Regions from separate parts of the Homo sapiens genome. Here region 2 is linked to region 1. Evidence: chromatin loops called from intact Hi-C (ENCODE). Cell type or tissue: breast epithelium. All regions are shown on one strand. Each heading gives the region's core, and the rest is flanking DNA. Links, peaks and the distances in the headings are about the cores only.

Region 1 (4,703 bases), core at 245-4,244:
CATGACCAGTGGCCTCTGTTACTACACAGTTGGCATCTCTATCCTTTCCCAATTCAGCTACCTACGGTTGCTGAAGTGAAGTTGTGCTGTAGAGTTTAGCACAGCCTTAAGAGAAGGACCCCTCATCACTCTTGATGCTGCTGATATAAAGAGAACAAGGCCGGGTGTGGTGGCTCACGCCTGTAATCCCAGCACTTTGGGAGGCCAAGGTGGGTGGATCACCTGAGATCAGGAGTTCAAGACCAGCCTGACCAACATGGTGAAACCCTGTCCCTGCTAAAAATACAAAAAATTAGCTGGGCATGATGGTGGGCACCTGTAATCCCAGCTACTCAGGAGGCTGAGGCAGGAGAATTGCTTGAACCTGGGAGGCGGAGATGGGGGTGAGCCAAGGTCGTGCCATTGCACTCCAGCCCAGGCAACAAGAGTGAAACTCTGTCAGAAAAAAAAAAAAAAAAAGGGAGAGAGAGAGAGAGAACAAAAATATTATTAGTGTGTGGCTAAGACACAGGCCCCAGATTACCTAGGAGGCCACAGGCAGGCGGTACCTAGCCAAACTCAGACAGACCTTGTTTGGTCACCTAATTCCCTGTGGGTGTCAATGCACTGACACCAGGCTAGTTTCCTCTTGACCCACAAGTCTTGCTCAAGCTCAGACCATCACAGTGTCTCGTCCCTGGCTTCTGAGTCTGTGTAGACTCCATACCAGGTTTCCTCCCCAAAACTATATTCTTGTGAAACCAAAAAAGGAGAGCTGAAAGACAGAATGTGTTCCACTGGATCTACGACTTCATTATTAGTCTTGAAATATCCTGAATTTGTAACCTATTGAGCGCCAACAGAAAAATTCTTTCAGCTAAGTCACTATGGAGTGCTGGCAATAGACTTTCTTTGTGCTATCGTTATTTGATGAGTGAAGGGATGTGTGAATATGTAGACTAAAAAGTCTAAGTTTGATATGTGCTTGTTCAGGGTTTGCCTTCTGCTGTCCCATCCAGAAATAAAAATCTTAAGAACAGAAGTGTTCACAAATGGACGGTCATCAGTTGGGTATTAGAGAATGATGCATGTCTTAGCATGAAGCTAGACTGGATGAGCCCAAGGAACCTTCCAGCTCAAATTCTATACTTCTCGGGAAGAATTCTATGCCTCTGTGCAGTCATGAAGACCCATTCTGCCAGACTCTGCAACGTGACCTTTGCGTCTAACTGACTCATATGACAACCCTGCTTCCCCTTGAGTTTTGGTATAAAATAAGTACCTCCTTCAATGTGACTCAAGTAATGTCTGTTTTCATTTGCAGAGTGTGATTTCTCAAATCATCAAACCATCAATTATGCGTCCTGATTCCAGACTAGAATTTAATCGATACTTACTTATGAGGGCAAGTGTCTGCCCGCAGCTTGCTGAGCCTAGCAAGTAAAATATTTATGACCAGACAAACCTGTTTTAACTATTCTCTGTCATTACTCTGTCAGCAGCTCAAATCTAAAGCTAATTCATTTTGAGTACAACTTGTAGAATCTATGTTTTAATAATTCTGAGGATACTTAGAAGCTAGGAATAAAAAATTTACATCAAAAGATATCTATTCCTTCCCAAATGTTCATTTATAAATCTTTTAGGTGAGTGCCATATTTAATATGAGTTTCTCCTGCCTTTCCTTTGGGCATAGTAATTGTCTCAGGATACTGAGAGGGAACCAAGACAATGCATGATGAGCTGCCTTCCCTGAGAATGAACGTCCTCTCAGGGAGGAGTCAGGGCAGACCTCAGCACAGCCCCTCAGGTGTCCAGGCACCTGCTCACACGCCCTTCAGGGCCCTAAGCACATCTCACAGAGATGCTCTCTGTCTGAGTCTCTCTCCCTCTCTAGCCTGTAAGTCCCTCCAGGATAGTATCTCGTTTATCTCTGTCTCCTTATCTCATGGCTTGGCAAAGCATAGGCACTTACTACATATGGTTGCAATCAAGTAAAGTTTAGAATCATTGAACATTACTAGTAACTATGTCCCCCAAACAAATTCAATGTCAGGCCTCTGGATCTTCCCCATCCCTTTCCTTCCCAAATAGGATGAGTAGTTGCCACGTGCCCCTGGGCCTGCCTGGTCTGTCCTGCAGAGTCCCGGCCTGTTGCTATGTGCCTGTTTTCCCTGGAGCAGCAGGAGCTCTGCGGTTGGCATGCATCCTCCTGGTACGCCCTGTGCCCAGAACATGCACTTATTTTCAGTGTAGGCCACTTAATAGCTGAGTCAGTGGTGGAGCAAAGCTACAGGGAGAAAGTGAGTGGTGGATGGGGTGCAGGGGAGTGGGGAAGGGCGGTGGTGAGAAGAAGCAGAACCCTCTATCATAGGGCAGGATGGGGACCTGAGGGGCCACGGGCAGAGTCAGGGTCCCCTAAACTGTGGGAGCACAGACATCAGGGAATGAGTTCCTCCAGGAGGACACACCAGTATCCCCTTCAGTAAGGCTTAGAGAGGCTTGCGTGGGTGACAGCTGGAAAATCCGGACCTGACTTCAGGCCTGTGGAGCTCTGGGCTGCTTTGGATAGAAATAAACGAGTTGTATAAAAGACGTGTAGCTGCAAATGTGGAAAGGTTGGTGTGAAGGGATGCCCAGTCGGTGTTTCCAAAACGGCCCTGCTTCTGTGTGTCTCCTGGATGCTTGTTAAACATGGTTAAACGTGCACATTATCAGGTTTTACAGTTGGTCTGGATTGGGGCCTGGGGACAGGAAGCATTTTGACTTAGAGAGATTTCCCAGTGAGCCTCATCCTCTGGAATCTCTGGAAGATGGAGCTCTGGTTCAGAAAGTGATGGCTCTGTCACACTCAGTCCCTTTCATGGCTGCGGTGTCCACCACTCCACGTATGAACACCTCAGGCCACGGGAGGTCACCAGCAATAGTGCAGAACGGGAAGGGTGCCCTGAGAAACTCCCACAATACCCAAGGAATTCCACTGTCCCCTGCATGGCACATGCCACTCACTGGCAACCTCAGCCGTTGCTCCTTTTCAGAGAGGCATCCTGGAAGACAGCAGTGGAAGGTCGAGGTCAGCATCCAAAGCCTGGCAGGGCAGGCTGGCCATGATTGTATCCCAAACTGTATTCCCTTGAAGGCGCTGATGGAGAGGCAGCCCTAGTGTTGGGGGACTGAGAACACTGACTGCCCTAACAAGCCTGATTCTGCATTTGTCTCACAGATCCTGTTACCTCCAGCTCACAGGGATAACAGGCAGCCACAGAAGAAAGATCACGAAGTTGAGCCATAGCTGAATCAGCCTCTCTAGTAAAACGTAATCCCATCTAGCAGAAGAATCCCAGCAGATGTGTGTAGCCACATGTATGAGTCAGCTCAGGCTGCTATAACAAAATGCCATAGACTGGGTGACTTAAGAGCAGACCTTTATTGCTCACAGTCCTGGAGGCTGGAAGTCCAGGATCAAGGCACCAGCAGATCGGGTTCCTGGCGAGGGCTCTCTTCCTGGCTTCTGGCTGTGTCCTCACACAGAAGAGAGAGCAGGACAGTTCTGGTCCCTCTTCCTCTTCTTATAAGGATATTAATATCATCATAGGGACCCCACTCTCATGACCTCATCTAAACCCAATCACCTCCCAAAGTCCCCATCTCTATCTAGCATGACACTGGAGATTCATGAGAGCTCTAACATGTGAATGTGGTGTTGGGGCACAAACAGGCAGCCCCTAACACTATGTTGTCCATTTCATCCGTAGCACCAGTGCCTTCTCGGTATGTCCACAAAGCACACCGGAGGACTCAGAGGTCCAGCTTGGAGCTGTGGACTGCCATGTTGGCTGCACACATTGATCCCTGAGGAGCTCCCCTTCCTTCTGGCCTGCAGGGGTCTTTCCAGATTGTTCACCTGATGGTGATGGGGCATTATAATGAGTAAACAGCTCTCCTTACCATCCGGCCAGAACATTCTTGAGAATCCACCAGGATGTAAGGGAAAGCTGTGGTTTGGTCTGAGTTCCCAGGCCCTGTGGAAAGGCACTGTGACCCTACAATAGTAGGCTGCTCAGTTAAAGGTTATGGACTTGATTGAAGTTGAATTGAACTGGGACAAAGACAATGGACCTGCCTGACCAAACACAACACACAGGCGCCCCGGCTGTAGCACAGGGTCAGAAATAAGATGGCACGAAGACAGTCCGTGCCCGTGGGGCCACCCTCCCCCATCAGCGGAGCCTCTCCAACCCATGGTGAAGTTATGAATGTCCACACGTGAGTTGCTGCCCACCAAAGGGTGAGCTAAACGTTGAATGGAGACTCTGCTGTCTGCTTTCTTGTATCTTTTAAAAAGAAAAGATTGATTGGCTGATTGATTTCAGATCATTCCAGGGCTTTGAGCTAGGCAAGAAATGATTAGAATAGCTGGCAAAATAATCTAAGGTTAATTACAAAATGAAGCAAAGCATCCCTTCCTTCTGTCTTGCATTATAGGCAGGTGTTTAGATGTTATGTTACCCACTACAGTTTGGAGCTGGAAGGAACCTTCCAGAACGTAAGTCCAACTTCAGTGACTTCTCATGGTTCCTTGGATAAGACTGAACTTGACCTGAGATGCCAGGCCCTTGACTGCTCCTCGACCCACCCTGTGCCCGCCCCTCCCTGCCCTTCTTGCTCAAGCCACACCACCCCTTCCTTGGTGCAGTTTATTGAATTCACCTGGCTCCTTCCAG
Region 2 (4,703 bases), core at 436-4,435, 240 kb after region 1:
GTGATTTACTTGAATCACAAAAGTAATGCCATTTTTTGGTAGAAAATTCAGAAAAGCCAGCATAATCAAAATCCTTCAGAATCCTCCAAGAGCGAGTACTGTTAATGTTTTAATGAATGTCCTATTCATCTTTGATGGGGATAATTTTCTTTCAAAGATAGGATTACACTGCTGTTGGAAACCTATCTTTTTTTTTTTTTACCATTGAGTATTCAATGAATGTGTTTCATGAAATTATATGTTTTAAATTATTTTTAATGAGATATTTGCTCCATTACATGGGTTATTATAATTTATGTAACTTAACCTTTACCTGTGAAATGTTTTCTGCTTTTTATTTTTTATGATTTTGTCCAACCCAGCTAAATCCTTGTGCACATCCATGCTTACTTACCTAGGATAAATTTCTAGAAGTAAAATTTTCAAGCTTTATATACTTAAAAAATGTTTTACTGTTATTATTATTAGCAAAGTTATCCTCTGAAGGACTGTAACAATGTGTACTCCAGTGTGTGAAATGCGCTTGTTCCCCTGCATCCTTACCAACCCTGAGTATTGTGTTTCAATCTTGCCTCTTTAGACAGGCCAAGTGTTCGCACACATTTTGTTAATGATTCTACTCTTTAGGAACAGTGTTTCAAATTAATAATATAAATTTTATGTTTTACATTCTTTATACACTCATCAAAGAGATGTAGAATAAAACAATGGTACAATTTTATATATAAAAGTAAGAATCAGCCTGGTGCAGTGGCTCCTGCCTGTAATTCCAGCACCCTGGGAGGCTGAGGTGGGAGGATCACTTGAGCCTGGGAGTTCAAGACCAGCCCTGACAACACAATGAGATGCCATCTCTACAAAAAATACAAAAATCAGCCTGACGTAGTGGCGCATGCCTGTGGTCCCAGCTACTTGGAAGGCTGAGGTGGGAGGATCACTTGAGCTCGGGAGGTCAAGGCTGCATGCAGTAAGCCGAGATCATGCCACTGCACTCCAGCCTGAGTGACAGGGCAAGACCCTGTCTCAAAAAAAAAAGAAGAAGAAAAAGGGAGGGGGTAGAATTAATAGTTCACATTGATTTGCTGACCTTGATATCATCTTTGAATGGCAATGACAGTGAAGTCATGATCATATTTACCTGGTTCCTTCTGAAAATGATGAAGAAAGGGAGACACTCCCTTAGTCACAATTCTGTAAGTAAAACTATAACTCTTTAAGAAACGAAGTAGTAGGAAATGGGCAGTGCGATTTGCCTAAACATAGCTAACACTGATTTACATTTGTTTCTAAAAGTTCAAAAATAGGGATGATGAGTTCCTGATGTGCAAAACTTCACTCTCTGACTCAGGTACTTCTATGGAAAGAATACAAAGGGATAAATAAACCCTGGTAAATAACATAATAACACCTAATATCAATATTTAAACACTTAAGGTATTGGAAAAACACACAAAATGCTGCTATTATCTTTTTTAAGAGAATGTGAAATTTGAAATGTTGTACAGCGTTTTTTTCCCAGCAAGCTAAGAAAAAATTCTTTAAATTAGAAAAAAGTCTCCAGATCATTCAGTCGCTCAACAACCTTTTATTCAGGACTTCCTATATGCCAGGCTCTCTAAATAGCTTCTGCCTTTAAAGAGCACACAGTCCCATGGAAATAAATAAGTGTTCCACCCAAATAAGTGTGTTCCTTGATGGGACAGGCCAAGTGGAATAAACTGGGAAGAAATCAGGAAGTGCAGTTACCAAACTCAAGTGGCCAGAACCACATAGCAGAAGTCTGGGTACCGAATGCCTGCACGTACAAGGTGGAGAATGCGTCTCAAAGGTATGAGAGCATGCATGTACACTCTGGTCCTGGATCTTGCAAATGTTTAAGAAACCACTGGCCAACACAGACAATGGCTGGGGTCAGCTGAGTTCTGCTTCCCATGGTTGGGTGGGAAGCATAGCTCAGCGGACCCTAGTCATTTTCTATGGTGGCTGTAAGCTACAAGTTGGGTCTGGGCCTGCTCCACATGTTTCTCATCCTCCTTGACCAAGAAGCTAGTTAAAGTATGTTCCCTTCATGGAACAAGGGGCACGTAAAATCATGAGACCTCGTAAGACCTAAGCTTGGACCTAGGCTGTAACTCTCACTTCACCCACTGTATTTCCTGGGAGAAGGTAAGCAGGTGTTGTTTGCCTCATCCCGAACCATTTAAATTGAGCGTCTCTGGCTGGGCACGGTGGCTCACCCCTGTAATCCCAGCACTTTGGAAGGACAAGTCAGGCAGACCACAAGGTCAGGAGTTCGAGACCAGCCTAGCCAACATGGTGAAACCCTGTCTCTACTAAAGATACAAAAAAGTAGCTGGGCAAGGTGGCGCACACCTGTAATCCCAGCTACTCTGGAGGCTGAGGCAGGAGAATCGCTCGAACCTGGGAGGCAGAAGTTGCAGTGAGCCGAGATCACGCCATTGCACTCCAGCTTGGGTGACAGGGCAAGACTACCAGCTCAAAAAAAATTAGAAAATAAATAAATTGAGCATCTCCTACCTGTGATAAGATCCTCAGCAAATCAAAGCTGCCAGGGAAAATAATCCTGCCTCAGGTAATTGCAACTCTCAGTTCATTCTTACCCTGTCAGTGGTTCCGTGTTCATCTCTTTAGTTTATAATTTGTGTTGTAACTCTGCACCCAAACTTCTGCTATATGGTTCTGACCACTTGAGTTTGATCAGTGCACTTCCTGATCTCTTCCCAGTTTATTGTATTTGGCTTCGTGCTCAACTCTGACCTGCACGTATCTCAGATGCTAGAATATTATGCAGTCCATCCACAAAATACCTGTTCCCTCCCTGTCCCTGACCTCCAGACAAGGAAGGGACCTCATTATGAAAAGTGGGGATGATATGGGTTCAAGCAATTCTCCCTGCCTCAGCTTCCTAAATAGCTGGGACTACAGGTGCCCACCACCACGCCTGGCTAATTTTTATATTTTTTAGTAGAGACAGGGTTTTGCCATGTTGGCCAGGCTGGCCTTGAATTCCTGACCTCAGGTGATCTGCCTACCTCGGCCTCCCAAAGTGCTGGGATTACAGGCATGAGCCACTGCGCCTGGCCGGGATGATACTTTATAATCCTTGAACAAAATTGAACTGGTTTCTTGGATTAAAAGATTAAAAAGAAAAAGAGAACTCAATTCCAGTGAGCAGTAGATCCAAGGACTTTAGGTATATGCCCAGTCTGTGATGTCTTACATTAGGCAACATTAATAGAAGAAAGTAGTACGTCAGTTCCTACAGCTGACTAACAAGATGGGCAGCTGTGTGTGCTGAGATGCATGCTGAAGAGAGGTGGAAATGCAAATCAGCATTACCCTTAACAAAGCTGCATAAGAGTAGCAGAGGCTCCAGAATTCTTTTCCATGATCCTTCAGGTTCTTGGCTAAATTAAGCTTCCTGTTGCTAACCTGAAGAAGTGCCTGTGCAGAGGTGGTGTGCTGGGTGATGCCATCCTCCACAGGCCCTGATGCCAGCCTGCTCCACCTCCAAACATTGCTTCTCCTCATCTCTCTCAGATTTCATGTCTTCGCTGATCCTGAGAATAGATCTCCCTTTTTAAAGTGGAAACTGATATTGTAAGATATACTCATCATTACATTCAAATACACCAAGAGCCATTTCTGACCCTCCACAGGCAGCAAGAAGGCTTTAGGATATTTTCATGTAACTATTCATCAAAACAGAAAAAAAGAAAACTTCAGTAAGTTTGCATGCTTATCTATAATTGATCCAGCTCCACATTCTCATTAGAATAAAATTATTCTCTTTTTCATTTGGCTAAGCTGTCTTCTTACATATCCACTGCTTTTCCATTGTGAAGGGGTGGGGAAGACTTGATTGCTTGCTTCAATGTAAGGTATGTAATTTTCCGAAAAGCCTACTTACACAGATGCACTTTCAATCAGGGCTTCAGAACTCGGGAAAAAATGTTTGATTAATATTCCATCAAGGGTTTCAACACATGGTTCTGTGTTGAAAGGATTTTAGATAAATCCATTGAGGAGAATGTAACTCTGGGTATGAAGATTATAGTATCTGACCCTCCTGTGCAAATGCAGCTGCTTTAATATTAAAACAACTGATCCTCTGGGGTCCATAGCTGTAGAGCCTTGAAGGAAGGAACCTGGTGTCATTCAGTGAGATCTCATTGCCCGGGACACAGTGACAACACAATCAGCGTTTAAATAAAGTCATTTGGTGCCTAATGAAATCCATAGAAACTGTGGACCAAAAAAAAACTACTTTTTGAAAGATTCTCTGAAGGCCATATTTGTGTGGGTGCTGCCCATTGCTACGTACAATTCCTAAATTTTTAAATAGACCCATTTGTCCAGCAAAGATATTGAGCACTCACTCCTATTCATATTTGTTGAGCACTCACTCCTGTTTGTCTGCTGGACAAATAGCTGTTATCTGGCAAGTGGCTCTTAGCCCAAGCTCATTTCTCTTCTCCCTGAGGACACCGACAGACCTCCTTTCCCAGCCTCCCTTGCAGGGTGCATGGCCAGGTGCCTGGGTTCCAGCCAACGGAATGTGAAGACAAGGGTGTTTCTTCCTAACATCTTCCTCAGTGCACTCCTGCATGCTCCTTCTCCATTTCCATTGGCCGGAATGGAACCAGCCATGGTAGCTTTGGAAACCATGTGTTGAGGATGAT

What was found. A loop is a pair of places that touch in the nucleus more often than their neighbours do. Peaks named below come from ENCODE experiments on the same cell type or tissue, not always from the same donor. Only the 100,000 strongest peaks of a DNase experiment are listed, where the experiment ranks them.
Region 2: a loop joins it to region 1, with 7 times the contacts of the local background. A loop is called at or near these places in 1 of 110 quality-filtered maps.

What each region holds. Positions count from the first base shown.
Region 1 is chr2:234,466,152-234,470,854 of GRCh38, reverse strand. No RefSeq gene overlaps it. Among named protein-coding and RNA genes, the nearest start is that of LINC01891, 14 kb to the right of the region's middle. In breast epithelium, for the core only: no CTCF peak of the experiment used is centred there; a DNase peak (open chromatin) is centred at 2,164.
Region 2 is chr2:234,230,264-234,234,966 of GRCh38, reverse strand. No RefSeq gene overlaps it. Among named protein-coding and RNA genes, the nearest start is that of SPP2, 180 kb to the right of the region's middle. In breast epithelium, for the core only: no CTCF peak of the experiment used is centred there; no DNase peak of the experiment used is centred there.